2 separate regions of the Homo sapiens genome follow, and region 2 is linked to region 1. A link is an interaction called in ENCODE POLR2A ChIA-PET data of the cell type or tissue named here. Cell type or tissue: PC-9. All regions are shown on one strand. Links, peaks and the distances in the headings refer to the core of each region. The heading gives the core; the rest is flanking DNA. Region 1 has its middle 12 kb from the start of PRPS1. Region 2 has its middle 87 kb from the start of FRMPD3.

What was found. Peaks named below come from ENCODE experiments on the same cell type or tissue, not always from the same donor. Only the 100,000 strongest peaks of a DNase experiment are listed, where the experiment ranks them.
Region 2: POLR2A ChIA-PET joins it to region 1 with 5 read pairs; 2 of 35 experiments call an interaction of 5 or more read pairs at or near these places.

What each region holds. Positions count from the first base shown.
Region 1 is chrX:107,609,042-107,624,611 of GRCh38, forward strand. No RefSeq gene overlaps it. Among named protein-coding and RNA genes, the nearest start is that of PRPS1, 12 kb to the right of the region's middle. In PC-9, for the core only: no CTCF peak of the experiment used is centred there; no DNase peak of the experiment used is centred there.
Region 2 is chrX:107,355,007-107,370,576 of GRCh38, forward strand. No RefSeq gene overlaps it. Among named protein-coding and RNA genes, the nearest start is that of FRMPD3, 87 kb to the right of the region's middle. RefSeq lists enhancers at 94-1,029, 9,536-10,164. In PC-9, for the core only: no CTCF peak of the experiment used is centred there; a DNase peak (open chromatin) is centred at 6,115; H3K27me3 peaks cover 261 bases.

The DNA.
Region 1 (15,570 bases), core at 871-5,870:
CAAAAAGCAGCCTTCAAAATATGCACGTGGCTCTCAGGTGGTCCCCTCATCCTCTACCATCTGCCCACTGATATGGGACTCCCTGTGCTCCTCCACCTGGGGTCTGAGCCCCCCAGAGTATGTGGCAATGTGCTGGCAGACACAAAAAGCCACAGTTACAATGTGGCCCATACTCCTGACACATTTGAATTTTTCTCCAAGATTTTGGAGGAAAATATCATTCTGATGACTCATTATTATTTATTTATTTTGAGACAGAGTTTCACTCTCACTGCCCAGGCTGGAGTGCAATGGCGTGATCTCGGCTCACTGCAACCTCCGCCTCCTGGGTTCAAGCAATTCTCCTGTCTCAGCCTCCTGAGTAGCTGGGATTGCAGGCATGCACCACCACGCCCAGCTAATTTTGTATTTTCAGTAGAGACGGGGCTTCTCCATGTTGGTCAGGCTGGTCTCCCGACCTCAGGTGATCTGCCCACCTCGGCCTCCCAAAGTCCTGGGATTACCGACGTGAGCCACCATGCCCGGCCCACATTAAATATTTTTATCTAAAAGCATCATGTGAGGAATGCAAACATGAATGCCTTTTAAAGATACATATCATTTCAAAGACACTTGAGTCTTATGTCTGATACTTTTGGTGACATTCCCATAGCCATCTACCCAGCATCCAAGTTCACTCTCTTCGACTAATAGACATGCTTGGATGGAAGTATTGACACACTTGGGGCCCATCAGATGAGCCAGCTGGTTGCATAAGCCTTAAGGGGAGGATAGCTGGGACCCGTCTATTTCCGTGGATCTGGGCACAGGGTGGGGGTCAAGTGCTTGTTCAGGGATATGAGACCTGGAATGGCCAGGTAGGGTGGCTCATGCCTGTTTTCCCAACACTTTGGGAGGTAAGGCAGGAGGATCGCTTGAGCCTAGGAGTTGGAGACCTGAGCAACATAGCAAGACCCCATCTCTTTAAAGAAAATTAGCCAGACATGGTAGCACACGCCTGTTGTCCTAGCTACTCAAGAGACTCAGGTGGGAGGATCCTTTGAGCCCAGGAAGTCACACTGCCACTGCACTCCAGCCTAGGCGATAGAGCAAGATCCTGTATCTAAAAAAAAGAGAAAGACCTGAAGTGACAGGGTGTCAGAAAGGGACCCCAAGAGGAGATGGGGCAGCATTATCAAAGGCTCCCTCCCCTTCCCTGCCCCTGCCCCCCAACTGTTGCCTATTACACACTTTAGCAGCAGGTCAGCCCCAAGCCCAGACTGAGGGGAACCAGCCGGAGATTTCTGCATCTGCAATGAGCAAGCAAAGCAGGGAAGCTGTGTGGGCTAGGCTGAGCAGCTCACCCTAGAATCAGGGCTCACTTCTATTTTTCAGCCCAGCCACTGACTTGCCATATGATGGGGTATACGTCATTTTACCTCTTTGGGCCTCTCCTCTAAAACGAAGATGACTGAGTCTTCAGCCTCCCTCTATGGCTGTGAGGATTAATGAGGTGGTGCTGAAAACGCAGCTGTAAAAATCCTGAGTCTTAGCTGTACAACTTAACAAGTACAAATAGAACTGCCCCATTTGCAGCTGGTCCACAGAAACTAATTAAGCTTGCACCAAAGGCCTGGAACTAGAAACTTGGCCAGCAGAGCTTTGGGGGACTGTTTTCTCCAAATATCCATTGCTCCCAGGCAAAGCCATTTTCAGTTAGTTTCCCTCAAAAAGGACCTGCAAGACCTCTTTTTCCCTGGGCCTTTTTTTCGAAATTGCTAAGCCAGCTCACTTCCTCAATGGAGAATCCCTGTCCTCAGTGGACACAGTCTGGTGAACACGAAGCTCATCTTGGCCTTTGGCCAATACCCCTCACATGTTTCTCTGACATCTTCCTGCTCTTCCTCCATCCTCATCCTCCTTGCTAAAAGCAGCTGTAATAAAGGGAGCTTGAATTTCTAATTTTTCCTCAACATTTAGGCTTAATAGGAAAGGGTTTTGGTTTTGGTTTTGGTTTTTTTTTTTTTTTTTTAAAGAGAATATTCATTCCAGGCACGGTGGCTCACACCTGTAATCCCAGCACTTTGGCAGGCCAAGGCCGATGGATCATCTGAGGTCAGGAGTTCGAGAGCAGCCTGGACAACATGGCAAAACCCTGTCTCTACTAAAAAGACAAAAATTAGCTGGGCATGGTGGTGCATGCCTGTAATTCCAGCTACTCAGGAGGCTGAGGCAGGAGAATCGCCAGAACCTGGGCAGCAGAGGTTGCAGTGAGCCGAGATCGTGCCACTGCACTCCAGCCTGGGTGACAAAGTGAGATTCTGTCTCAAAAAACAAAAACAAAAAAACAACAACAACAAAAACCCACCTTTTTCTCTTCCTCTCCCCAAGCAAAAACTGGTAGCATGGACATGTTACATGTTGTACATTAGATCTCCAGACTTCATCCTACATCCTACATCCTACATATTTGCTACTTTGTATCTTTTGAACTACATCTCCCCATTTTCTCTGCCAGGGCAACGTAATGAACTTCAGCCATCTGATTAACTGAACAAAGCACTTTGTGCTGGGCATAAGGGCTTCCTACAATGTCAGATATACTCATATCCAATGCAGAATGCAATGAATCTGATTTTTTTTTTTTGAGATGGAGTCTGGCTCTGTTGCCCAGGCTGGAGTGCAGTGGCACGATCTCAGCTCACTGCAACCTCCCCCTCCCGGGTGCAAGTGATTCTCCTGCCTCAGTCTTCCAAGTAGCGGGGACTACAGGTATGCACCACCACACCCAGCTAATTTTTGTATTAAAAAATGAAAAAAATTTTTGAGACGGAGTTTCGCTCTTTTCACCCAGGCTGGAGTGCAGTTCTTTCTCTTAATGGCACGATCTCTGCTCGCTGCAAACTCCACCTCCTGGGTTCAAGCAATTCTCCTGCCTTAGCCTCCCAAGTAGCTGGGATTATAGGAGCCCACCACCACACACAGCTAACTTTTGTATTTTTAGTAGAGACGGGATTTCACCATGTTGGCCAGGCTGGTCTCGAACCCCTAACTTCAGGTGATCTGCCTGCCTCAGCCTCCCAAAGTGCTGGGATTACAGGCGTGAACCACCATGCCCGGTCATGATTTTTTTTTTTTTTTTGGAAGCTAAATTTATTTTTATTTTTATTTTTTTTTTAATTTTTTTTTTATTATACTCTTAAGTTTTAGGGTACATGTGCACATTGTGCAGGTTAGTTACATATGTATACATGTGCCATGCTGGTGCGCTGCACCTACTAACGTGTCATCTAGCATTAGGTATATCTCCCAATGCTATCCTTCCCCCCTCCCCCGACCCCACCACAGTCCCCAGAGTGTGATATTCCCCTTCCTGTGTCCATGTGATCTCATTGTTCAATTCCCACCTATGAGTGAGAATATGCGGTGTTTGGTTTTTTGTTCTTGCGATAGTTTACTGAGAATGATGGTTTCCAATTTCATCCATGTCCCTACAAAGGACATGAACTCATCATTTTTTATGGCTGCATAGTATTCCATGGTGTATATGTGCCACATTTTCTTAATCCAGTCTATCATTGTTGGACATTTGGGTTGGTTCCAAGTCTTTGCTATTGTGAATAGTGCCGCAATAAACATACGTGTGCATGTGTCTTTATAGCAGCATGATTTATAGCCCTTTGGGTATATACCCAGTAATGGGATGGCTGGGTCAAATGGTATTTCTAGTTCTAGATCCCTGAGGAATCGCCACACTGACTTCCACAATGGTTGAACTAGTTTACAGTCCCACCAACAGTGTAAAAGTGTTCCTATTTCTCCACATCCTCTCCAGCACCTGTTGTTTCCTGACTTTTTAATGATTGCCATTCTAACTGGTGTGAGATGATATCTCATAGTGGTTTTGATTTGCATTTCTCTGATGGCCAGTGATGATGAGCATTTCTTCATGTGTTTTTTGGCTGCATAAATGTCTTCTTTTGAGAAGTGTCTGTTCATGTCCTTCGCCCACTTTTTGATGGGGTTGTTTGTTTTTTTCTTGTAAATTTGTTTGAGTTCATTGTAGATTCTGGATATTAGCCCTTTGTCAGATGAGTAGGTTGCGAAAATTTTCTCCCATGTTGTAGGTTGCCTGTTCACTCTGATGGTAGTTTCTTTTACTGTGCAGAAGCTCTTTAGTTTAATTAGATCCCATTTGTCAATTTTGGCTTTTGTTGCCATTGCTTTTGGTGTTTTGGACATGAAGTCCTTGCCCACGCCTATGTCCTGAATGGTAATGCCTAGGTTTTCTTCTAGGGTTTTTATGGTTTTAGGTCTAACGTTTAAATCTTTAATCCATCTTGAATTGATTTTTGTATAAGGTGTAAGGAAGGGATCCAGTTTCAGCTTTCTACATATGGCTAGCCAGTTTTCCCAGCACCATTTATTAAATAGGGAATCCTTTCCCCATTGCTTGTTTTTCTCAGGTTTGTCAAAGATCAGATAGTTGTAGATATGCGGCATTATTTCTGAGGGCTCTGTTCTGTTCCATTGATCTATATCTCTGTTTTGGTACCAGTACCATGCTGTTTTGGTTACTGTAGCCTTGTAGTATAGTTTGAAGTCAGGTAGTGTGATGCCTCCAGCTTTGTTCTTTTGGCTTAGGATTGACTTGGCGATGCGGGCTCTTTTTTGGTTCCATATGAACTTTAAAGTAGTTTTTTCCAATTCTGTGAAGAAAGTCATTGGTAGCTTGATGGGGATGGCATTGAATCTGTAAATTACCTTGGGCAGTATGGCCATTTTCACGATATTGATTCTTCCTACCCATGAGCATGGAATGTTCTTAAATTGATATGCATCCTGTGTTACCTTGGTAATGTGGCTTCAGAAATCCCTTCTCTCAATTATGTGATTATGACAGTGGGGAGTGCCCAAGCCACTGAGGTAACATCTGTTCTCTCTGCCTTCTCTAGAGCCCTACTCACTCAATCCCTCGGCCTGCTCCCTTATAAACTAAGGATCCCAACTGCCCCTCCCTGATTCACTCATATAAATTTGAGAATAAATCTGCATTATGGGCAAGCCGTTTGCAGTTTCTTGGAAGTAAATGCAATTCCTGCTTCTTAGTTTGACTTATAGACAAAAAAGCCGATATGGCCTTGGTCACCAAGGACAGAATTGGTAGTAAAGCAAGGCAGCAAAGACAAGCATCCCTGCCCCTTCCTAACCTGGCGCAGCAGGAATGTACAATGCCTCCAGGGACCTGAAAAGACTCAAGGAACTAAGAAGAAACTGGACAGATTTTCTCCTGCTGAACAATGAAAGAGACTTTTATTTGATTTGCAGTTCCTGCGGCCCTGAGCCCATATTAGCTTGGCTCTGTAACAAAGCTGCAAGCGAAAGCCCTACACCATGAGCCAGAAGACTTTGATTCGACTTGCAGCTCTTCCAAAAACTAGCTGTGTGACCTTGGGCATTCACTTCCCCTCTCTGGCTATCAATTTCTTACTATATAAAATGAATGGGTTGAACTAAAGGGTCTATTAGCTTTTAAAAAGCACCTTTTCTCATCATACTTTCACTTAAGCATTTTTAAACAAAGGCAAGTACTTCCAGCATCACCAACATTCCCCCAAGTCAGTAATTAAACTGGGAGAACTCCCCAGTTCATAAAACTTAAGCACCAGAACAAACTACAAAGCTCACTTGGCCCTGCTGTTTTTATCTAATCACCTGTCAAGAAGGACTGAAACCTCCCATATTTTAAATCCCTACATGATTCTAGCTCCCTGTCATACTGTCCTTGTACAATAACACCTACATTCACAAGAAACCAACTCGAGGGAACCCTTGAAGAGTGAGACACATCTAAAGGTTTCAGCCAAATCCTATCTAAGGTAAAACAAGCCAGCTTCACTTTATGAGATAAATAAATCTTCCAGAACAGGACTCATTTTAAGATAGACTTATATTAATAAAACTATGATTTACATGTATAAGTCCTCTGCTCTTTCAGAGGACTCCTACGTTGAAGTCTTTGGAGAAACCATTAATAGTCACCTCCTGGCAGGGCATGGTGGCTCACGCCTGTAATCCCAGCACTTTGGGAGGCTGAAGCAGGCTGATCACTTGAGGTCAGGAGTTCGAGATCAGCCTGGCCAACCCCGTTACCCCTGGTGAAACCCTGTCTCTACTAAAACAAAAATACAAAAAGTACCCAGGTGTGGTGGCACGTGCCTGTAGTCCCAGCTACTCAGGAGGCTGATGCATGAGAATTGCTTGAACCTGGGAGGCAGAGGTTTCAGTGAGCTGAGATTGTGCCACTGCACTCCAGCCTGGGCGACAGAGCCAGACTCTGTCTCAAATAAATAAATAAATATATATATATAAAGTCACCTCCTGAGATATCTGTCAGTGTCAATCCAGATTTTCAATTCAAATCCTTAAGTGTTTAAAATGCATCTTCTCTGAGGCCGATCTATGCTAGAGACTGTAAGAGCTATATAGCCTCTTCCCTCAGACAGCCTGCACTCTTGCTGAAGACTCAGAATGTAAGATTGGGAGTCTGTCAGGAGATCGAGACCATCCTGGCTAACACAGTGAAACCCCGTCTCTACTAAAAATACAAAAAATTAGCTGGGTGTGGTGGCACGTGCCTGTAGTCTCACCTACTCGGGAGGCTGAGGCAGGAGAATCGCTTGAACCCAGGAGGCGGAGGTTGCAGTGAGCCGAGATCCCGCCATTGCACTCCAGCCTGGGTGACAGAGCATGACTTCGTCTCAAAAAAAAAAAAAAAAGATTGGGAGTCTGTGCCCCAATAGAAGGGCCAACTCCTGAGAGGCGGTGAGGTCGGCATGGGCTGCAGCGTGGGCAGTCTCTGTATCTGTGATAGACTTTGTGGTGGCCTTTGAAAGCTCACCACTTGGCATTGAATTGGGGGTTGGCTGACAAGGCCAAGGAGGGAATATGAACAATGAGAGCAGGTCACACTAGCTTCGAGAGGGAAAAACTGGAGCAGACATAGGAGATAGAAAAGAGAAAATACCCTGAAAGAAATGCTAATACCCAGGAGTGGGCCAGGTTGCTTGAAGATGAAAAGGAAGCCCAGCTAGTCAAATCTTCCACTGGGCTGCAAGAAGCCCACTGTGCTAGGGATCAAAGTGGCAGGCTCAGAAAAGGATGATTTGGTCCTGCAGGGAGGAGAGGAGGGGGCTTCTTTCTCTCTGTCTGCTGTTAAAGTTAGTGCTCGACAAGTCTGTTTGTAAAGCTTCTTGGAGGTAAGGGCCACATTTTATTCATTTCTGTAATCTGGAAGCTGAGCACTGTACAGTACTTTGTCCACAGTTGCTGCCCAAGAAATGCCTGCAGAAGGCCGGGCGCGGTGGCTCACTCCTATAATCCCAGCACTTTGGGAGGCCGAGGCGGGCAGATCATGAGGTCAGGAGATCAAGACTATCCTGGCTAACATGGTGAAACCCCGTCTCTACTAAAAATACAAAAAAATTAGCCAGGCGTGGTGGCGGGCGCCTGTAGTCCCAGCTGCTTGGGAGGCTGAGGCAGGAGAGTGGCGTGAACCCGGGAGGCAGAGCTTGTAGTGAGCCGAGATCGCGCCACTGCACTCCGGCCTGGGTGACAGAGCGAGACTCCCTCTCAAAAAAAAAAAAAGAAAAGAAAGAAATACCTGCAGAATGCTGGGTGCGGTGGCTCATAACTGTAATCCTAACACTTTGGGGGGCTGAGGTGGGTGGATCACTTGAGGCCAGGAGTTCGAGACCAGCCTGGGCAACATGGTGAGACCCCCGTCTCTACAAAAAAATACAAAAAATTTTACCTGGGTGTGGTGGTGCACGTGTGTAGTCCCAGCCACTTGGGAGGCTGAGGTGGGAGGATTGCTTGCGCCCAGGAGACGGAGGTTGCAGTGAGCTGAGATGGCGCCCCTGCACTCCAGCCTGGGCAACAGAGTGAGACCTTGTCAAATAAATAAATAAATAAAAATTATCATGCCCCAGCAAAAAAAAAAAAAAAAAAAAAAAAAAAAAAAAAATGTAAATAAACAGCAACAAAAAGAAATGCCTGCAGAAGAAATGACTGACTGGAACAAGTGGATGAATTTAGACTCTCCTATAATGCCTGGGATCTCAAAGGGAGGTACAGCCAGCCAGACCGAAACACCCCATGGGGTGGGGAGAGGGTGGGAGCCCTTCCACTGAGAAGGGTGTTTACATAATTTTCCCAGAGGCCTTGAGCTTTGGAGTTAGTTGGAAATATGAAATATGGGCAAGAGGGCATCCCTCAGCATTTTCTAGAATTATCAATGCTCTTCCCTTCCCTTTCCTTCTAGGTCTTAGATCAGAGCTCCCCTCATCTGGACTGCACTCAGCACTCTCAAACTGGCATTCAAAGCCCTCCACAATCTGGTTTTATATCAGTCAGGGTCAACTAGAGAAAGAGAACCAGGCTGGGCACAGTGGCTCACACCTGTAATCCCAGCACTTTGGGAGGCCGAGGTGGGTGGATCACCTGAGGTCAGGAGTTCGAGACCAGCCTGACCTACAAGATGAAGCCCTGTCTCTACCAAAAATACAAAATTAGCCGGGCGTGGTGGCACACGCCTGTAATCCCAGCTACTTGGGAGGCTGAAGCAGGAGAATCGCTTGAAACCGGGAGGCAGAGGTTGCAGTCAGCCGAGAACGTGCCATTGCACTCCAGCCTGGGCAACAAGAGCGAGCGAAAATCCATCTCAAAAAAAAAAAAAAAAGAGAGAGAGAGAAGGAGAACCAGTATGAGACATATATTAAGAAATTTATTGTAAGGATTTGGCTTACATCATTGTGGGGGCTGGCTAGGCTGGTCTGAAATCCGTGGGGCAGGCCATCAGGAAGGGCAGGCTGGAATTCTGGGCAGTAGCTGAAGCTGCACTCCACACGTGAAATTTATTTTTCCTTACAGAAACCTCAGTTCCACTCTTAAGGCTTTTCAACTGATTGGATCAGGCTCACCCAGACTAACTAGGAAAATCTCCTGTACTTAAAGTCGACCCATTATGAATGCTAATCACATTTACAAAATACCTTTACAGCAACACCTAGACCAGTGTTTGATTCAATAACTGGGACCACAGCCTACTCAAGTTGACACATAAAATTCACCATCAGCTGGGTGCAACAGCACATGACTGTAGTCCCAGTTACTTGGGAGGTCGAAGCAGGAGGATCACTTGAGCCCAGGAGTTCGAGACCAGCCTGGGCAACATAGTAAGCCCCTGTCTTAAAAAAAAAAAACTGACCATCACAGGCTTCTAGCTGTCTTTCTTGCCTGAGCTCTCAACACACCCTTCCTTGCTTCACCCCACACATACATTCACCTGCCCATGGCCTTTGTTAAAGCTCTTCTCCCTGCTCTGTATCCTCAGGTTAATATCTTTGGTCTTACCTCACCCATTTTCTGCAAGACTCTTCCCAGATTCTTTCAATATGATCATGTTTCTCATGCCCCCATTATTAACCTTATTTCTGTAAGTATCTGTCTTGCCTGCTTCACTCAAGGGAAAAGATAGTGTAGTGTTAATTCTCTGTAGGCGCACCCTCCAGAGGCCCTGGTATATAGGTACTCAGCATATTTCTTTTGAATGACAGTATATCAAATTTACAGAACTCACCATGATTTACATGTAACTCAGCCAGTTTTTAAAAACCTCTTACGAACTTAATGTCTACCTGACACATACATTGTTCTTATTCTGATGGTCTAATTTGTCCATGTTCATCCATCCCTAAAGGTTTGAGGAGTTTTTTTTCTTTTTCGTTCTTTCTTTTTTTTTTTTTGAGACAGAATCTCGCTCTGTGGCCCAGGCTGGAGTGCAGTGGCGCAATCTCAGCTCACTGCAAGCTCCACCTCCCAGGTTCACGCCATTCTCCTGCCTCAGCCTCCCAAGTAGCCAGGACTACAGGTGCCCGCCACCACGCCCGGCTAATCTTTTGTATTTTTAGTAGAGATGGGGTTTCACCGTGTTAGCCAGGATGGTCTCGATCTCCTGACCTCGTGATCCGCCTGCCTTGGCCTCCCAAAGTGCTGGGATTACAGGCGTGAGCCACCGTGCCCGGCCGTCTTTTCTTTTTCTTTCTTTCTTTTTTTCTTTCTTTTTTTTTGAGACGGAGTTTAGCTCTTGTTGCCTAGGCTGGAGTGCAGTGGCACAATCTCAGCTCACTACAACCTCCACCTCCTGGGTTCAAGGAATTCTACTGCCTCAGCCTCCCAAGTAGCTGAGATTACAGGCATGCACCACCACACCCGGCTAATTCTGGTTTTTTTTTTTTTTTTTTTTTTTTTTTTAGTAGAGACGGGGTTTCACCATGTTGGCAAGGCTGGTCTCGAACTCCTAACCTTAGGTGATCCACCTGCCTCGGCCTCCCAAAGTGCCAGGATTACAGGCATGAGCCACCATGCCTGGCTGAGGACATTTTTTTTTCCTAAAGTATTTTAATTCAAATCTCCTCAAAGAGATTTAAATTAAATCTCTTGCCCGGCGAGGTGGCTCATGTCTGTAATCCCAGCACTTTGGGAGGCTGAGGCGGGTGGATCACTTGAGGTCAGGAGTTTGAGACCAGCCTGACCAACATGGCGAAACCCTGTCTCTACTAAAACTACAAAAAATTAGCCGGGCATGGTGATGGGTGCCTGTAATTTCAGCTACTCAGGAGACTGAGACAGGAGAATCGCTTGAACCTGGGAGGTGGACTGAGGTTGCAGTGAGCCGAGATTGCACCACTACACTCCAGCCTGGGTGACAAGAGCCAGACTCTGTCTCAACTAACTAACTAACTAAATAAATAAATAAAAATAAAAAATTAAATCTCTCAAAGAGTAATTCCTTGCCCACATACCCTGATTGTGCTTATCTTTCTAGAGAGAAATAAGGAGCAAAGATAACATTCTTTCCACACACGTTTACATTCTACAGTTAGCAAATCAGATTACAGCACTTAGTTTTTGCCGTAATGGAATGTTTAGTTCCCAACCCGCCCCACTGCCCAGACAGAGTCTTGCTCTGTCACGCAGGCTGGAGTGCAGTGATGCAATCTCAGCTCACTGGAACCTCTGCCTCCTGGATTCAAGCAATTTTTCTCCTCGGCCTCCCAAGTAGCTAGGATTACAGGTGCATGCCACCATGCCCGGCTGTTGGCCAGGCTGCTCTTGAACTTATGACCTTGTGATCCGCCCACCTTGGCCTCCCAAAGTGCTGGCAGTACAGGAGTGAGCCACTGCATCCAGCCTGTGTTTAGTTTTAAACTAATGAGTCCAAGCTTCTATGATAATTTACAGGCATACCTTGGAGATATTGTGGGCTCAGTTCCAAACCACCACAGTAAATCAAACATTGCAATAAAGCAAATCACATGAATTTTTTTGATTTCCCAGTGCATATAGAAATTACGTTTACACTATACTGTAGTCTGTTAAGTCTGCAATAGCGTTATGTCTAAAATAACAAGTACGTGCCTATATTAGGCTGTTTTTTTGCATTACTATAAAGAAATACCCGAGTCTCGGTAATTTATAAAGAAAAAGAGATTTAATTGGCTCACAGCTCTGCAGGCTTTATAGGAAGTGTGGTGCTGGCATCTGCTCCTGGTGAGGACCTCAGGAAGCTTCCAATCATGGCAGAAGGTGACAGGGAGCCAGCATGTCACATGGCAAGAGCAGAAGCAAGGGAACAAAGGGGAAAAGTGCCACACTCTAAAACAACCAGATCTCCCATGAACTCAGAATAAAGAACTCAATCACTATTGCAAGTACAGCACTAAGCCATTCACGAGGGATCTACCCCAGTGACCCAAACATCTCTCACCAGAACAATTTCCAACTGGGGATTACATTTTAACATGTGATTTTGAGGAAACACATATCCAAACCATATCAATACCTGAATTAAAAAATACTTTATGGTAGGCTGGGCATGGTGGCTCATGCCTGTAATCCTAGCATTTTGGGAAGCCAAGGTGGGCAGATCACTTAAGGCCAGGAATTTGAGACCAGCCTGGTCAACATGGCAAAACCCTGTCTCTACTAAAAATACAAAAATGAGCCGATAGTGGTGGTGCGCACCTGTAATCCCAGCCACCCAAGTGGCTAAGGCATGACAATCGCTTGAACCCGGGAGGCGGAAGTTGCAGTGAGCCAAGATCATGCCACTGCACTCCAGCCTGGGTGACAGAGTGAGACTCTGTCTCAAAAAAAAAAAAAAAAAAAAAGCCAAAACCAAAAACAAACAAACAAAAAAATTTTATTGCTAAAAAATGCTAATGATCATCTAAGCCTTTAGCAAGTAGTAATCTTTTTGCTGGTGGAGGATCTTGCCTCAACACTGAGGGCTGCTGACTGATTAGGTGGCAGCTGCTAAAGGGTGGGTTGGCTATAAAAATTTTCTAAAAAATACAACAATTAAATTTGCCACATTGATTGACTTCCTTTCACAAAAGATTTATCTGTAGCATAAAATGCTGTTTGATAACATTTTAGCCACAGCAGAACTTCTTTCTTTTTTTTTTTTTTTTTTTTTGAGACGGAATATCGCTGTGTCGCCCAGGCTGGAGTGCAGTGGCCCAATCTTAGCTCACTGCGACTTCCACCTCCTGGGTTCATGCCATTCTCCTGCCTCAGCCTCCTGAGTAGCTGGGACTACAGGCATCCACCACCATGCCCGGCTAATTTTTTGTATTTTTAGTAGAGACGGGGTTTCACCGTGTTAGCCAGGATGGTCTCGATCTCCTGACCTCATGATCTGCCCGCCTCGGCCTCCCAAAGTGCTGGGATTACAGGCGTGAGCCACGGCGCCCGGCCGAACTTCTTTCAAAGTTGGACGCAATCCTCTTAAACCCTGCCACTGTTTATATAATGTTCTAAATCTTTTGTTGTCATTTCAACAATGCCTACAGCATCTTCACCAGAAGTAGATTCCACTTCAAGAAACCACTTTGTTTGCTCATCCATAAGCAAAGGAAAAAAAAAGAGAGAGAGAGAGATGACTGCTCATCCATTCAAATTTTATCATGGGATTGCAGCAATTTAGTCACATCTTCAGTTTCCACTTCTAATTCTAGTTCTCTTGCTATTTCCACCACATCTGCAGTTACTTCCTCCACTAAAGTCTTGAACTCCTTAAAGTCATCTGGGAGAGCTGGAATCAACTTCCTCCAAGCTCCTGTTAATATTTTGGCCTCCTCCCATGAATCATGAATGTTAATGGTATCTAAAATTGTGAATCTGGTGTGCCTATATGAACTGAAACTTTCTATGGGGTTAATCCAGCAGCAGCATGTACCCTGGAAAAAGGAGGAGGTGACAACAGGAAAAAACTCATAACATGGAAGGCTTATGAATATTTTTATCCAGTTGCCATGTGGGGAAGCCCAAGCTAGTCATGTAGAGAGAGAGACAGAGAGGTCCCAGCCTCCCAGCCAACCCTACTAAGACCCTAGATTTGTGAATGAAGCTATCCTGGATATTCCAGCCCCAGCCACCATCTGATTATGACCAACACCAGCTACACAATTTGTGGAGCCCAGTGCAAAATAGAAATGAAAAATCCATTGTTCAAAAGTTATTTAGAATTTTAAGATGGCAATAGCAGAGCATTAAACTAACTGCAAGGTCCCTCTGAGTGTGGGACTCTCTGCAGCTACACAGCTTGCATGCCTGTGAAGCTGACCCTGACTGCAACCTTATAGGATATCCCAACTGACACCACATGAAGCATAAAAACATTTCAGCTGAGCCCTGCCCAAATTCCTGACTGCAGAATTGTGAATAAATAAAATAGTTGTTGTTTTCAATCACAAAAATAACTGAAATAAAATGGTGAATCCTTTCCAGAAGATTTGCAATTTACTTAGCTCAGATCCATCAGAGGAATCACTATCTATGGCAGCCTTACAAAATATATTTCTTAAAAAATAAGATTTGAAAGTCAAAATGACTCCTTGATCCATGAGCTTCAGAATGGTTGTTGTGTTGGCAGGCATGAAAACAATTTTAATCTCCTTGTACATCTCCATCAGAGCTCTCGGGTGACCAGGTGCATTGACAATGAGCAGTAATATTTTGAAAGGAATCTCTCTTGTTTTTAGCTGTAGGTCTCAACAATGGGCTTAAAATATTCAGTAAACCATGCTATAAACAGATGTACTATCATCCAGGCTTTGTTGTTCCATTTATAGAGCACAGGCAGAGTAGAATTTAGCCTAATTATTTAGGGCCTTAGAATTTTCAGAATGATACATGAGCATTGGCTGATGCAGTCAATGGCTGCATTAGCCTCTAACAAGAGAGTCAATCTGTCCTTTGGAGCTTTGAAGCCAGGTATTGACCTCTCTAGTTGTAAAAGTCTTAGCTGACATTTTCTTCCAATAGAACGCTTTTACCATCTACATTGAAAATCTGTTGTTTAGTATAACCATCTTTATCAATAATCTTAGCTAGATCTTCTGGGTAACTTGCTGCAGCTTCTACATCAGCACTTGCTGCTTCACCTTGCACGTTTATGTTACGGAGATGGCTTCTTTTCTTTCTTTTTCTTTCTTTCTTTCTTTCTTTCTTCCTTCCTTCCTTCCTTCCTTCCTTCCTTCCTTCCTTCTTTCTTTCTTTCTTTTTTTTTGAGACAGAGTCTCGCTCTATCGCCCAGGCTGGAGTGCAGTGGCGTGATCTCCGCTCACTGCAAGCTCCGCCTCCCGGGTTCACGCCATTCTCCTGCCTCAGCCTCCCGAGTAGCTGGGACTACAGGCACCCGCCACCACGCCCGGCTAATTTTTTGTATTTTTAGTAGAGACGGGGTTTCACCGTGTTAGCCAGGATGGTCTCAATCTCCTGACCTCGTGATCCGCCCACCTTGGCCTCCCAAAGTGCTGGGATTACAGGCGAGATGGCTTCTTTTCTTAAACCTCATAAACCAACCTCTGCTAACTTCATACTTTTCTTCTGCAGCTTCTTCACATCTCTCAGCCTTCATATAAATGAAGGGAGTTAGGGCCTTGCTCTGGATTAGGCTTTGGCTTAAGAGAATTTTGTAGCTGGGTTGATCTATTCAGACCACTCAAACTTTCTCCATATTGTCAATAGAGCTGTTTTGCTTTCTTATCATTCATGTGTTCACTGGAGTAGCACTATTCATTTCCTTCAAGAACTTTTCCTTTGCATTCACAACTTGGTTAACTGGCACAAGAGACCTAGCTTTCAGCCTATCTCAGCTTTTGACACGTCTTCCTCACTCAGCTTAATCATTTTTAGCTTTTGATTTAAAGTAAGAGATGTGCAACACTTCCTTTCACTTGAACTCTTAGAGGACATAGCAGGGCTATTAATTGGCCTAATTTCAATAGTGTTGTCCCTCAGAGAATAAGGAGGCATGAGCAGAGACAGGGAAATGGAGGAATGGCTGGTCAGTGGAACAGTCAGAACACAGAAGACACACAACATTTATCATTTAAGTTCCCTGTCTTATATAGGCATGGTTCATGGCACCCCAAAATGATCACAATAGTAGCATCAAAGACCACTGATCATAGATCACCATAACAGATATAAAATAATAATAATAAAGCTTGAAATATTGCA
Region 2 (15,570 bases), core at 4,070-9,069, 250 kb before region 1:
GTAACAGAAACTGAATCCAACCCAGCTTTTGAAAAAAAAGGCACTATATTGGTGCAAAAGGCTAGGAAGGAGAGTGGAATGCTCAAAGGAACCAAGCCTAGGGATTCAACGTTGTCAGAACTGTGTCCGTATTTTATCTCTGCTTGCCTCTGCATCTCCTTTCCCATTTGTCTCACTCTCTTGATGTAGACTGGTCTTCTCCATATTGCAGGAAACACAGCTGCCGTCAGCTACAGCTTAGCAAAGAAAATTTCTACCTCCCAGAGTCCATTCATCTATCCCAGGGAACAATTCTGATTGGCTTTCCTTGGTAATGTGCCTATAATTTGGTCCAATCACTGTCACTAGGAGAATGGATACTCTGTGTTTGTCCAGGTCTACTTCACGTGCTTACCCTTAAGGTCAGGAGTAGAGTCTATCATGAACAGAAGGGGAGAGAGAAAGCCTGCTGGGAAGACCAAAAACAAACAAATAAAACAAAACAATACCTACCAGAGGACACTATCCTGCTTATCTTCTGATTCACCTCCCAGATCTCATACTAAGTCCTAAGCAGAGAGAGCTTTGTAAGAATAAGTACCAATTTAAAGGACTATTTCACTAAAATCTCTGTGGGGCATTGAGTACACAAAGCCACATCAGAAGCATTGGTTTTAGTAGTTTCAGTTGGGTAGGCGGCAGCTTGTGACAGCAGCAGCAGCAGCAGCCACCTCATTGTATGGATGGTTTTGTTATGGGCATTAGAAGAGGATTATCACCCCAGGGAGCTAGAAAAGGAACAGAGGAAATGCTGGAAGCCACTGGGGAGGCAAAGGGGTTTTGTTAATGAACCTTGGGACAGACCTCTGGGAGACTTGCAGAAATAGTTGGGTTGGTGGAAGACTTTGAAGAGGGGCCAATACAGGCAGGGGCAGAAACAGAGAAATTTCTATGCGAGATTATGTTGTGAACTCGATTTTATTTTCAGCCTGTTTCCCAGCTCACAAGGACATCCACCGGCCACAGAAGTGCAAGGAACAGGGACAGTAAATTACCCAGTGATGCCCGGTCCCCTAGACGGCTAGCACTGTGCTGAAGTCACAGAAAGCTATGAGACTCTGACTCTCTCGGGAAGCTGGAAAACAGGGCAGAAAGCAGATTGGTACCAGTTCTAGGTTCCACTGATACAGGCTGGCTGGCTATGATGTGGCTGCACCTAGCTGTTCTGATTCAGGAGACACTTTTCCCACTCTGATTTTCTCTCCACCTATTTCCCTCTTCCTGGCTTGAAGCCCAGCCAGAGACCAACACCACTATTAGAATGGGCTTCTCCTGACACTGCCTTCTGCCTGGCTTGGACCTCTGCAGCCTCACTCTTGCCTATCTTTTCAGACTCCAGACCTTGTCTGTGTCCTCCAGTTTGGCTTTACACCCTGGATTCAGACCTTGGTTTCCCCCTCATAACGCACTTTTACTAGCTCCCTGGTCATTCGTTCTAGCTTCCCTATTTGCCTGCTGGCCCAGCCTGCCTGTGAGTCCTGGCATGTGTTGTTTGGCAGCCACCCATGACCTAGCATTGACAGCACCATTCCACCTTACTCCTCTTGTCACTTGAATTGCTTTCTCTACCCACCCTTAGAATATAAAGATGCTGCTCACGTTGATACATAATGTCTTCATATTTCAGCAGCTTGTCTGGCTGAAGGAACCTTCATAACCTCCTCTGACAATCCATTCCACTGTCTAGTCACCATGATAGTCAAAGTTCTTCCTTCTGTCATACCATTTAGTAGAAGCCTGAGTGCTACTGAACAATAATCATTCTAAATGTCACCCACCCGGGAGAGATGAGAACAATGATCCTCAGAGTATGCACTGCTTGGGATGTGCCCAGAATGTAGAAACACCTGTTTGGAATGGAACCAGTGATCCCCTGAACATATGTCACTGATAGGCCCAGGGATCTATAAGAGTCACTCCCAGAGCTTATTGGAGTAAAGTGTGGAACCAGTGGGGTGACTCTGTGGTTCCTGGCTCTTGAGGAAGAAACTCTTAAACTGAAGGTAGAGAAAGGCAACCTCCTGTGGCTGGATGGAGGCAGTGAGATTGCCCAGTTCACGCAGTTTGTAAATGCCCAGTCTAGTGCCAGGCAAAACAAATTCCCATTTATTCATTTTTCCTTCTCTCCATCTTGACTGTCACTGTCCCCCTGCCCAAATCCAGGCCACCCAACTCTTCCTGCTTAGATTACTGCAATAGCTCCTAACTGATTTCTGTGACATCACTCTTGCTCCCTTCTATTCTATTTTCCCCACAGCAGTGAGGAAAGATCACAGAGTAATCTTTTACAAATGTAAATTAGATCATGTCACTCTCCTGCTTAAAACCCTTCAAAAGCTCTTCATTCCACTTAGAATAAAATCCAAACTCCTTACCATGGCTTATAAGGTTCTACAGGATCTGGCCTCTGCCCACCTCTTAGACCTTTCTGGTCTACCTTGCTTTCTATGCTCCTGACACATTGAATTTATTTCATTCCCTCCTACATGCTGATCTCTTCCTTTTCTGGAGTGTCTTTCTTTACACGTGTGGTTTCCTCTGCCTGGAATACCCTTTCCTAGGCTTTTCTCAAGGCTGGATCCTTCTCAGTTTTTAGTTCTCAGCTAAAATGTCACCTCCTTTAGAGAGGCTTTCCCTGCCCACACTTGCTAAAGAAGTTCTCTCCAATCTTGTTTAATTCCTTCTTTGGCACTAGTCACAATTACAATTGGTTGATATGTCTATTATTCATTCAATTTTGATCTTCTTTACAAGAAAGTAAGTTCCAAGACGTCAATGTCATGCTATCCCCAGCCCTATCACAGTACTTGGCACATAATAGGCATTTAATAAATATATGCTGAACTAATGTTTTTAATAGTAAGTACTGAATATATATTTCTTGAGTGAATGGGTAAAAAGTAGAAGGGATCCCATAGACATAACAAAGAAAATAAAGGAATATTCTCAACAACTCTATGCCCACAAATTTGATAACTTAGGTGAGATGGACCAGTTTCTTAAAAGACACATCTACATTTTTCCTTACACAGGGAAAAACAGGTAATCTGAGTAGGTCTACATCTGTTAAAGAAACAGAATCAATAAGTAATAACTTTCCAAAACAGAAAGCACTAGAACCCGATGGGCTCACTGGCAAATTCTACCAAATACTTTAGGATGAAATCATACCAATTCTCAACAATCTATTCTGGAAAACAGAAGCAGAAGAAACTTCCTAATTCATTCTATGAGGCCAGCATTACCCTAATATTAAATCCATACAAAGACATTACAAGAAAGGAAAACTACAGACCAACATTTCTCATGAATATAGATGCAAAAATTCTCAATAAAATATTAGCATATCCAATCCAACAATGTATAAAAACAATAAGCTATGAGCAAGTGGGATTTATTCCAGGTATACAAGGCTGGTTTAATATTCAAGAATCAATTAGTGTAATCTATCACATCAACAAGCAAAAGAAGAAAAATTATATGATCATATTAATAAATGCAGAAAAAGGATTTGACAAAATCCAATGACCATTCATGATAAAGACACCCAGAAAACTAGGAATAGAGGGGAAATTACTCAACTTGCTAAAGGACATCTACAAAAACAGGGAAGAAGTGAAGAAGGAGAGGGAGGGAGGACTGGAAGACTGGAGGGACAGAGGGAGAGAAGGAAGGAGGGAAGGAGTGAGGAAGGAAGGAAGAAGGGAGAGAGGGGAGGGAGGGAAGACAAAAAGAAGGAAGGAAGGAAGGAAGGAAAGTAAGGAGAACAATTAATGAAGAAGCAGAAGTCATTTTACAGCTGACTTTGGTGGAGTAGATACATTCCATTAAAGTGTGGCATAATTGAATGTCTCTGGATTCATAGACCCTTTTATCCCATTGGAAAAGAGATGGCTAGCACATTCACACTGCAGTTTTAGTGACTGATACTATGTGTTCGCCCCATCAGAGCTATTTATAATTACCTAGGGATTCTTGGAGTCATGTGTTAGGAAGAAATCAGACTTGTGTGAGAATTCCAGGCACTAGTGAGTGCTGGGGCCAGTGGGGAAAATTTCCCCCAGGCTGTGTGTTCAATCTCGTCTTCTAAGCCACAGGAAACTGAGGAACAATAGAAAGAGGAAAATGGACAAGCTCCAATTCAAGAGTTTCTATTTTTGTGCTTAATTGGTATATTTCTGAAAGATGGCTTAGGAGGGAGATAAGCTGTGTGGGCCAGATAGGAGAGAATAAGACCTAGTTCTAGTCTCACAGCCCTCACATAGTTGGCATTATTTTCAGCCAGAGTCATGGTTGTAGGCTGAGGCAATGGCAGAGGTTAGATGGGAAAGTGTCCTTAGTCCCTCATTATTTCCATTGGCTTTTCCCTCCCCACTCTTTAACATGCACAAATGAAGTTTTAATGTTAAGCATAAACAAAAGCAGCTTTAGAAAACATCATGCTGAGTAAAAACCTTTGCTTGCTTTGCCAACACAGCCTCAAAGCAAAATCCCTACTTCCTCCCCCTTCAACCAAAGGGTTCCCCACAAACCCCAGGGTTCCCCACAAACCCCATTTATATAGACATTATGAAGCTGTCACAGGCAGGAAAGAGCCAACTTCATTGACTCCAAGGGAAGAAAGTTGTCCCTAGAGTGGCTTGTGAGGGTGGGAGGGGGGAGAGGGGAGAGGGAGGGTAGTGGTAATTGCCCTACTCCCTAGTGGACTTGGTGTGGTTCATTCTTTACTCAGCAGAAACTATAGTCTGAATTTCCCTCATTATTAAATTTTACACAGCAGGGACCTCTCCTGTGCCCCAAGATGTCCAGGATCTTCTCAGAGCAACCTGTGAAAAGTGCTGGCAAGATCTCAGTTCTTCCCCGAAAGCAAAGTGTGACTGAAACCAAGGCTCACTGTGTGCTGAGTTACTTGCAAGGGTTGCAGACCCAGATTTGTTCCAACGCCGGTGGTGTGGAATCTGGAATCAATTTTTTTTTATTTTTAAATTTTATTTATTTATTTATTATTTATTTTTGAGACGGAGTCTCGTTCTGTTACCCAGGCTGGAGTGCAGTGACACGATCTTAGCTCACTGCAACCTCCACCTCCCAGATACAAGTGATTCTTGTGCCTCAGCCTCCCTAGTAGCTGGGATTACAGGTGTGCATCATTATGCTCGGCTAATTTTTATATTTTTAGTAGAGACAGGATTTCACCATGTTGGCCTGGCTGGTCTCAAACTCTTGACCTCAGGTGATCCACCCGCCTTGATCTCCCAAAGTGCTGGGATTACAAGCGTGAGCCACTGTGCCCAGCCAATATTTTTTTTAAAGTGTGGTTAAAGGAGTAGCATCCTCAACAACACTTGGAATGCTTGTTAAAAACCCAAATTCCTGAATTCTACCCCAGACCTAGTGAGTCTGAGTGGGAGTGGTGGTGAGGGACCAGGAATCTGCATATAAAACAAGCTCCCCACGTGATTCTGATGTCCAGTCAAGTTTGAGGAACACTCTGGGAGTGGAGGATAAACTGTGTGCTTTTAAGGGCCCTGAGGACAGGGATCCAAACTGGTCAGGCTGAGGCCATCAACTCTAAGGCTAGGCCTGTCTATAGCAGTCAGAGGGTTGCTTAATGCCCTAAAACAACTGAATTGTCCTTTATTTCTAAAACTTGCCCTTTTTTGACTGTCAGGAGATGAAATATTCCCCCCTCTGAGTTTGATCAGGTACTATACCACCTCTGCCAACAGTTGGCACTCTATCTGCACACCCTACCCAGTTCAGACTGGGTTTTGTTTTGTTTTTCTCTCTCTCTCTCTCCAAGCAAAATCTTGGTGCACCTCCCAACTGGTCAGGGTCCCTTCTCCTGCAGAGGCCCCCTCCTGCTGTATGTCAGTAGGAGGCCCAATTCTGGAACTTGCTCTGTGGGACTGCACTGGGGAGAATTTGTTGTAAAGCTCCTGCAGGGGCTGATCCCTCCCCACCCTTGCCATCCAGACCCCAGGGGAGGGCATGTCAGTGTTAGAAGACATAGTCCTAGTTTCTCTCAGATTTTGAAGTCTGTAAAGTGGTGTGGACTCCCTCAGGCTATAAGACAAGTTTATAAATATAAGATGTTATCTCACTGTTAAACAGTACTACAATTGGGTTTTATTTGAACAAATGAATCAGCTTTCTTCACGCTACTGGAAGTTCTCAAACGAGGTGCCAAACTTCATTTTTAGTGCCTGTTGAATAAACAGCACACTCAGCTGCCTTTCTCCTAGCAGAAACTTTCAGCTTTGCAATTCCAGTCACCTCTCAATTCTGGTGGACCCTAGGTAGCCAAAAGCAGTCAGCCTCCTTTTTCTACCTGACAGAGTGACAGCTCTGGCCCAGGGATTTCATTTCCAGTTCATAGGCCCACAGGCAGCTTCAGGTTGGCATAGTCCTAAGTCATTCTGATAGAAACATCAGAGCATAACAGATGCTTCCTGGATTAGCTTCACAGTTTCTTTAACCCACCACTCTTTTCTGTAATCGTCAGGACTACCATGTAGGGTCGGGCAGGTTGGTCAATGCATGACATCCAGCTGAGGAAATGAGGGTAATTCTAATGTGTAATTTTAATGTGTTGGTCAGCTGTTTCCCTGATGAAGGGGTCTCTAGGTGTGTCTCATAAGAGGACCAGGCTGCCTTTGATAGCTCAACCTCCATGGCAAGATAATGTGGTGGAGGGGAAGTAGAGACCCACTCTGACGTAAAATACCTGTGCAACCCGAGTAGTCCTCTCATTCACATCTCCAGGCCTCCACTTCCTCATCTGGAAATGGGGGAGTTGGAGTAGCTGATTTTTGAGGAGTGCTCCTGAGATGCACAACTCCAGGGGGCACCATTTACATTGTCCCTGAATGAACGTGAGGTGTAAACTGCCTCCATGGCCCCAATTAGATGATGGCAGAGCTAATTGTTCCCCCTTTTGATGTGTCTAAGCCAAATGCTGTCCTTCTCTTCAGGGTCTCTCTCACATCTGAGGCCAGTTGGCCCAGCTCTCCATCTTCTTGGTACACAGTACTCATCCCTTCCACACCTTCATTTTATATCCATTGTGCTATACATAAACTCTTAATATTCTCACTTATTTATTTTCCTTATTAGACTGATTTCTTCCAAGAGAGCCTCCGCTAGAATATAGAATAGGCTTTTTTTTTTTTTTTTTTTTTTTTGACAGAGTCTCACTCTGTCGCCCAGGCCGGAGAGCAGTGGCACAATCTCAACTCACTGCAACCTTCATCTCCCAGGCTCAAGTGATTCTCATGCCTCAGCCTCCTGAGTAGCTGGGATTATAAGCGTGCACCACCACACCCGACTAATGTTTTTGTATTTTCAGTAGAGATGGGGTTTTGCCGTGTTGCCAGGCTAATCTTGAACTCCTGGCCTCAAGTGATCCATCTATGTTGGCCTCCCAAAGTATTGGGATTACAGGCCTGAGCCACTGCGCCTGGCCAGGCTCCTTTTACTACCCATCTTTGCATGTTAGCCCCACTGCCCGTCCACCAAGTCCCCCACACCTGGAGTCAATGTGGCTTCTTTAGCCAATTAGAGGCTTTTAAGTGTGTTTGGTCCCCGCTTCCCTCTCTTAAAATTTAACTTTGAAGAAAAAGGTTGGGGTGGGGGTTACCTGGGAGACCACTAGAAATCACCCATTTCCCATCTAGTCTCCCCTTCGGCTCTAAGAGGTCCTGTATTGATACCCCCTCACTACAGAGGTAGAGGGGTGGAGGGGAAGAGATTAGCTGATATCTAATATCTCTTCTGTTTCTGGCTTCCCATGAAAACATCCTCGTTGCCCTTAGTAACCAGCGATGCATAAATTTATGAAAGCATCTAACCCTTTTAAAAAGGTATTTATACATACTTTCAGCTTATACTAACTCTTGAGGATAATGAATTCCATACATTATTTGTTTCCTGTTGCATAAAATCACATTGATTTGTGTTTCCCTAAACATACCTCTTTCAAAACCTCAAGTGAGCTCTGAAAGAGTCTCCGAGATTTAGTGACCACATCTACACTCACTATCTCTATAGGCCTTCCCCAGCTCTAATCTCCCTGCATACAGAGATCTGGGGCAGACGTTCTTTGTATAAGAGGAGGAATAGGTCTTCCTGAAGAAATTCAATATTTGGTTGACTGCCTTGACCACAGTGCTAAGTGGCTTAACTGGCTTTTAAAAAAATCCTCAAAAAAAAAAAATCCTCTATGGAAGATTGCTTATTTCAACCTTTTGCAGTCATCCCTCCCCAATTTCTTCCCTCTTAGCTAGTGTTGAAGTGGGTTTTGAAAAGGAGGAAATATACCCCAAACAATTTAAACAGCCCTCATAGATCTTGAAGATCCTTTCAATATCTATATTTCTTCCTTCCAAGATCTATAGTTTCTCCTATATCTTGAAAGGTTCTTTGGCTGCATTCCAAGAACACTCAATTCTTAGGGAGGTGGTGTTTTCACCTGAGAACCTAGAGAAGCATGTAGCCTAGGGGATAATGACAAGATCATCCACTGTGTTAGTCCATTTTGCATTGCTGTAAAGGAATATCTGAGACTGGGTAATTTATAAAGAAAAGAGGTAGATTTGGCTTACGGTTCTGCAGGCTGTACAAGCATGGTGCTAGCATCTTTTCAGCTTCTGTTGGGCCTCAGGAAGCTTTTACTCATGGCAGAAGGTGAAAGGGAGCCAGAATGTCACCTGGTGAGAGGGGGAGCAAGAGAGAGAAAAGCGAGGAGGTGCCAGGCTCTCTTAAACAACCAGATCTGGTGTGAGCTAATAGAGTGAGTATTCACTCACTACTGCTAGGACAGCACCAAGCCATTCATGAGGGATTTGCCCCCATGACACTAACACCTCCCACTAGGCTCCCCTCCAACATTGGAAGTCACATTTCAACATGAGATTTGGACGGAAAAATACTACCAAACCATATTATCCACCATCCAGAAAAGATTCCTCATTAGAACATGTGCAGTTGGGGGCCGGGCACAGTGGCTCACACCTGTAATCCCAGTACTTTGGGAGGCTGAGGCAAGCAGATCACTTGAGGTCAGGAGTTCGAGACCAGCCTGGCCAATATGGGGAAGCACTGTCTCTACTAAAAATACAAAAATTAGCCAGGAATGGTGGCATACTCCTGTAATCCCAGCTACTTGGGAGGCTGAGGCAGGAGAATTGCTTGAACCCAGGAGGTGGAAGTTGCAGTGAGCCAAGATTGTGCCACTGCGTTCCAGCCTGGGCAAAAGAGCAAAACTCCATCTCAAAAAAAAAAAAAATAGGAGAGGAGGAGCCAAGATGGCCGAATAGGAACAGCTCCGGTCTACAGCTCCCAGCGTGAGCGACGCAGAAGACGGGTGATTTCTGCATTTCCATCTGAGGTACCGGGTTCATCTCACTAGGGAGTGCCAGACAGTGGGCGCAGGTCAGTGGGTGCGCGCACCATGTGCGAGCCGAAGCAGGGCGAGGCATTGCCTCACTCGGGAAGCGCAAGGGGTCAGGGAGTTCCCTTTCCGAGTCAAAGAAAGGGGTGACGGACGCACCTGGAAAATCGGGTCACTCCCACCCGAATACTGTGCTTTTCCGACCGGCTTAAAAAACGGCGTACCACGAGATTATATCCAGCACCTGGCTCGGAGGGTCCTACGCCCACGGCATCTCGCTGATTGCTAGCACAGCAGTCTGAGATCAAACTGCAAGGTGGCAGCCAGGCTGGGGGAGGGGCGCCCGCCATTGCCCAGGCTTGATTAGGTAAACAAAGCAGCCGGGAAGCTCCAACTGGGTGGAGCCCACCACAGCTCAAGGAGGCCTGCCTGCCTCTGTAGGCTCCACCTCTGGGGGCAGGGCACAGACAAACAAAAAGACAGCAGTAACCTCTGCAGACTTAAATGTCCCTGTCTGACAGCTTTGAAGAGAGCAGTGGTTCTCCCAGCACGCAGCTGGAGATCTGAGAACAGGCAGACTGCCTCCTCAAGTGGGTCCCTGACCCCTGACCCCCGAGCAGCCTAACTGGGAGGCACACCCCCCAGCAGGGGCACACTGACACCTCACACGGCAGGGTATTCCAACAGACCTGCAGCTGAGGGTCCTGTCTGTTAGAAGGAAAACTAACAAACAGAAAGGACATCCACACCAAAAACCCATCTGTACATCACCATCATCAAAGACCAAAAGTAGATAAAACCACAAAGATGGGGAAAAAACAGAACAGAAAAACTGGAAACTCTAAAACGCAGAGCGCCTCTCCTCCTCCAAAGGAACACAGTTCCTCACCAGCAACGGAACAAAGCTGGATGGAGAATGACTTTGACGAGCTGAGAGAGGAAGGCTTCAGACGATCAAATTACTCTGAGCTACGGGAGGACATTCAAACCAAAGGCAAAGAAGTTGAAAACTTTGAAAAAAATTTAGAAGAATGTATAACTAGAATAACCAATACAGAGAAGTGCTTAAAGGAGCTGATGGAGCTGAAAACCAAGGCTCGAGAACTACGTGAAGAATGCAGAAGCCTCAGGAGCCGATGCGATCAACTGGAAGAAAGGGTATCAGCAATGGAAGATGAAATGAATGAAATGAAGCGAGAAGGGAAGTTTAAAGAAAAAAGAATAAAAAGAAATGAGCAAAGCCTCCAAGAAATATGGGACTATGTGAAAAGACCAAATCTACGTCTGATTGGTGTACCTGAAAGTGATGGGGAGAATGCAACCAAGTTGGAAAACACTCTGCAGGATATTATCCAGGAGAACTTCCCCAATCTAGCAAGGCAGGCCAACGTTCAGATTCAGGAAATACAGAGAACGCCACAAAGATACTCCTCGAGAAGAGCAACTCCAAGACACATAATTGTCAGATTCACCAAAGTTGAAATGAAGGAAAAAATGTTAAGGGCAGCCAGAGAGAAAGGTCGGGTTACCCTCAAAGGGAAGCCCATCAGACTAACAGCGGATCTCTCGGCAGAAACCCTACAAGCCAGAAGAGAGTGGGGGCCAATATTCAACATTCTTAAAGAAAAGAATTTTCAACCCAGAATTTCATATCCAGCCAAACTAAGCTTCATAAGTGAAGGAGAAATAAAATCCTTTACAGACAAGCAAATGCTGAGAGATTTTGTCACCACCAGGCCTGCCCTACAAGAGCTCCTGAAGGAAGCGCTAAACATGGAAAGGAACAACCAGTACCAGCCACCGCAAAATCATGCCAAAATGTAAAGACCATCAAGACTAGGAAGAAACTGCATCAACTAACGAGCAAAATAACCAGCTAACATCATAATGACAGGATCAAATTCACACATAACAATATTAACTTTAAATGTAAATGGACTAAATGCTCCAATTAAAAGACACAGACTGGCAAATTGGATAAAGAGTCAAGACCCATCAGTGTGCTGTATTCAGGAAACCCATCTCACGTGCAGAGACACACATAGGCTCAAAATAAAAGGATGGAGGAAGATCTACCAAGCAAATGGAAAACAAAAAAAGGCAGGGGTTGCAATCCTAGTCTCTGATAAAACAGACTTTAAACCAACAAAGATCAAAAGAGACAAAGAAGGCCATTACATGATGGTAAAGGGATCAATTCAACAAGAAGAGCTAACTATCCTAAATATATATGCACCCAATACAGGAGCACCCAGATTCATAAAGCAAGTCCTGAGTGACCTACAAAGAGACTTAGACTCCCACACATTAATAATGGGAGACTTTAACACCCCACTGTCAACATTAGACAGATCAACGAGACAGAAAGTCAACAAGGATACCCAGGAATTGAACTCAGCTCTGCACCAAGCAGACCTAATAGACATCTACAGAACTCTCCACCCCAAATCAACAGAATATACATTTTTTTCAGCACCACACCACACCTATTCCAAAACTGACCACATACTTGGAAGTAAAGCTCTCCTCAGCAAATGTAAAAGAACAGAGATTATAACAAACTATCTCACAGACCACAGTGCAATGAAACTAGAACTCAGGATTAAGAATCTCACTCAAAACCGCTCAACTACATGGAAACTGAACAACCTGCTCCTGAATGACTACTGGGTACATAACGAAATGAAGGCAGAAATAAAGATGTTCTTTGAAACCAATAAGAACAAAGTCACAACATACCAGAATCTCTGGGACACATTCAAAGCAGTGTGTAGAGGGAAATTTATAGCTCTAAATGCCCACAAGAGAAAGCAGGAAAGATCCAAAATTGACACCCTAACATCACAATTAAAAGAACTAGAAAAGCAAGAGCAAACACATTCAAAAGCTAGCAGAAGGCAAGAAATAACTAAGATCAGAGCAGAACTGAAGGAAATAGAGACACAAAAAACCCTTCAAAAAATTAATGAATCCAGGAGCTGGTTTTTTGAAAGGATCAACAAAATAGACCGCTAGCAAGACTAATAAAGAAAAAAAGAGAGAAGAATCAAATAGACACAATAAAAAATGATAAAGGGGATATCACCACCGATCCCACAGAAATACAAACTACCATCAGAGAATACTATAAACATCTCTACGCAAATAAACTAGAAAACATAGAAGAAATGGATACATTCCTCGACACATACACTCTCCCAAGACTAAACCAGGAAGAAGTTGAATCTCTGAATAGACCAATAACAGGAGCTGAAATTGTGGCAATAATCAAGAGTTTACCAACCAAAAAGAGTCCAGGACCAGATGGATTCACAGCCGAATTCTACCAGAGGTACAAGGAGGAACTAGTACCATTCCTTCTGAAACTATTCCAATCAATAGAAAAAGAGGGAATCCTCCCTAACTCATTTTATGAGGCCAGCATCATTCTGATACCAAAGCCAGGCAGAGACACAACCAAAAAAGAGAATTTTAGACCAATATCCTTGATGAACACTGATGCAAAAATCCTCAATAAAATACTGGCAAAACGAATCCAGCAGCACATCAAAAAGCTTATCCATCATGATCAAGTGGGCTTCATCCCTGGGATGCAAGGCTGGTTCAATATACGCAAATCAATAAATGTAATCCAGCATATAAACAGAGCCAAAGACAAAAACCACATGATTATCTCAATAGATGCAGAAAAAGCCTTTGACAAAATTCAACAACTCTTCATGCTAAAAACTCTCAGTAAATTAGGTATTGATGGGACGTATTTCAAAATAATAAGAGCTATCTATGACAAACCCACAGCCGATATAATACTGAATGGGCAAAAACTGGAGGCATTCCCTTTGAAAACTGGCACAAGACAGGGATGCCCTCTCTCACCACTCCTATTCAACATAGTGTTGGAAGTTCTGGCGAGGGCAATTAGGCAAGAGAAGGAAATAAAGGGTATTCAATTAGGAAAAGAGGAAGTCAAATTGTCCCTGTTTGCAGATGACATGATTGTATATCTAGAAAACCCCATTGTCTCAGCCCAAAATCTCCTTAAGCTGATAAACAACTTCAGCAAAGTCTCAGGATACAAAATCAATGTACAAAAATCACAAGCATTCTTATACACCAACAACAGACAAACAGAGAGCCAAATCATGAGTGAACTCCCATTCACAATTGCTTCAAAGAGAATAAAATACCTAGGAATCCAACTTACAAGGGATGTGAAGGACCTCTTCAAGGAGAACTACAAACCACTGCTCAAGGAAATAAAAGAGGATACAAACAAATGGAAGAACATTCCATGCTCATGGGTAGGAAGAATCAATATCATGAAAATGGCCATACTGCCCAAGGTAATTTACAGATTCAATGCCATCCCCATCAAGCTACCAATGCCTTTCTTCACAGAATTGGAAAAAACTACTTTAAAGTTCATATGGAACCAAAAAAGAGCCCGCATCGCCAAGTCAATCCTAAGCCAAAAGAACAAAGCTGGAGGCATCACACTACCTGACTTCAAACTATACTACAAGGCTACAGTAACCAAAACAGCATGGTACTGTTACCAAAACAGAGATATAGATCAATGGAACAGAACAGAGCCCTCAGAAATAATGCCACATATCTACAACTATCTGATCTTTGACAAACCTGACAAAAACAAGCAATGGGGAAAGGATTCCCTATTTAATAAATGGTGCTGGGAAAACTGGCTAGCCATATGTAGAAAGCTGAAACTGGATCCCTTCCTTACACCTTATACAAAAATCAATTCAAGATGGATTAAAGACTTACATGTTAGACCTAAAACCATAAAAACCCTAGAAGAAAACCTAGGCAATCCCATTCAGGACATAGGCATGGGCAAGGACTTCATGTCTAAAACACCAAAAGCAATGGCAACAAAAGCCAAAATTGACAAATGGGATCTAATTAAACTAAAGAGCTTCTGCACAGCAAAAGAAACTACCATCAGAGTGAACAGGCAACCTACAGAATGGGAGAAAATTTTCGCAACCTACTCATCTGACAAAGGGCTAATATCCAGAATCTACAATGAACTCAAACAAATTTACAAGAAAAAAACAAACAACCCCATCAACAAGTGGGTGAAGGATATGAACAGACACTTCTCAAAAGAAGACATTTATGCAGCCAAAAAACACATGAAAAAATGCTCATCATCACTGGCCATCAGAGAAATGCAAATCAAAACCACAATGAGATACCATCTCACACCAGTTAGAATGGCAATCATTAAAAAGTCAGGAAACAACAGGTGCTGGAGAGGATGTGGAGAAATAGGAACACTTTTACACTGTTGGTGGGACTGTAAACTAGTTCAACCATTGTGGAAGTCAGTGTGGTGATTCCTTAGGGATCTAGAACTACAAATACCATTTGACCCAGCCATCCCATTACTGGGTATATACCCAAAGGACTCTAAATCATGCTGCTATAAAGACACATGCACACGTATGTTTATTGCTTCATTATTCACAATAGCAAAGACTTGGAACCAACCCAGATGTCCAACAATGATAGACTGGATTAAGAAAATGTGGCACATATACACCCTGGAATACTATGCAGCCATAAAATGGATGAGTTCATGTCCTTTGTAGGGACATGGATGAAATTGGAAATCATCATTCTCAGTAAACTATCGCAAGAACAAAAAACCAAACACCACATATTCTCACTCATAGGTGGGAATTGAACAATGAGATCACATGGACACAGGAAGGTGAATATCACACTCTGGGGACTGTGGTGGGGTGGCGGGAGGGGGGAGGGAGGATAGCATTGGGAGATATACCTAATGCTAGATGACGAGTTAGTGGGTACAGCGCACCAGAATTACACATGTATACAGATGTAACTAACCTGCACAATGTGCACATGTACCCTAAAACTTAAAGTATAATTAAAAAATAAATAAATAAATAAATAAATAAATAAATAAATAAATAAAAGAACATGTGCAGTTAGCAAACCTATTACAAAGAACAAAGAGTGCTCTTAAGAAAAGAGAACCAGGCTGGTATACAAAGGACTTGTGCCTGGTCCTGTGCAAGACTGTTGGATTGCTATGTGCCTCTCTATTACCTCTGTTTTTCCATCTTTCTTATGGGAAAGTATGAGGACAA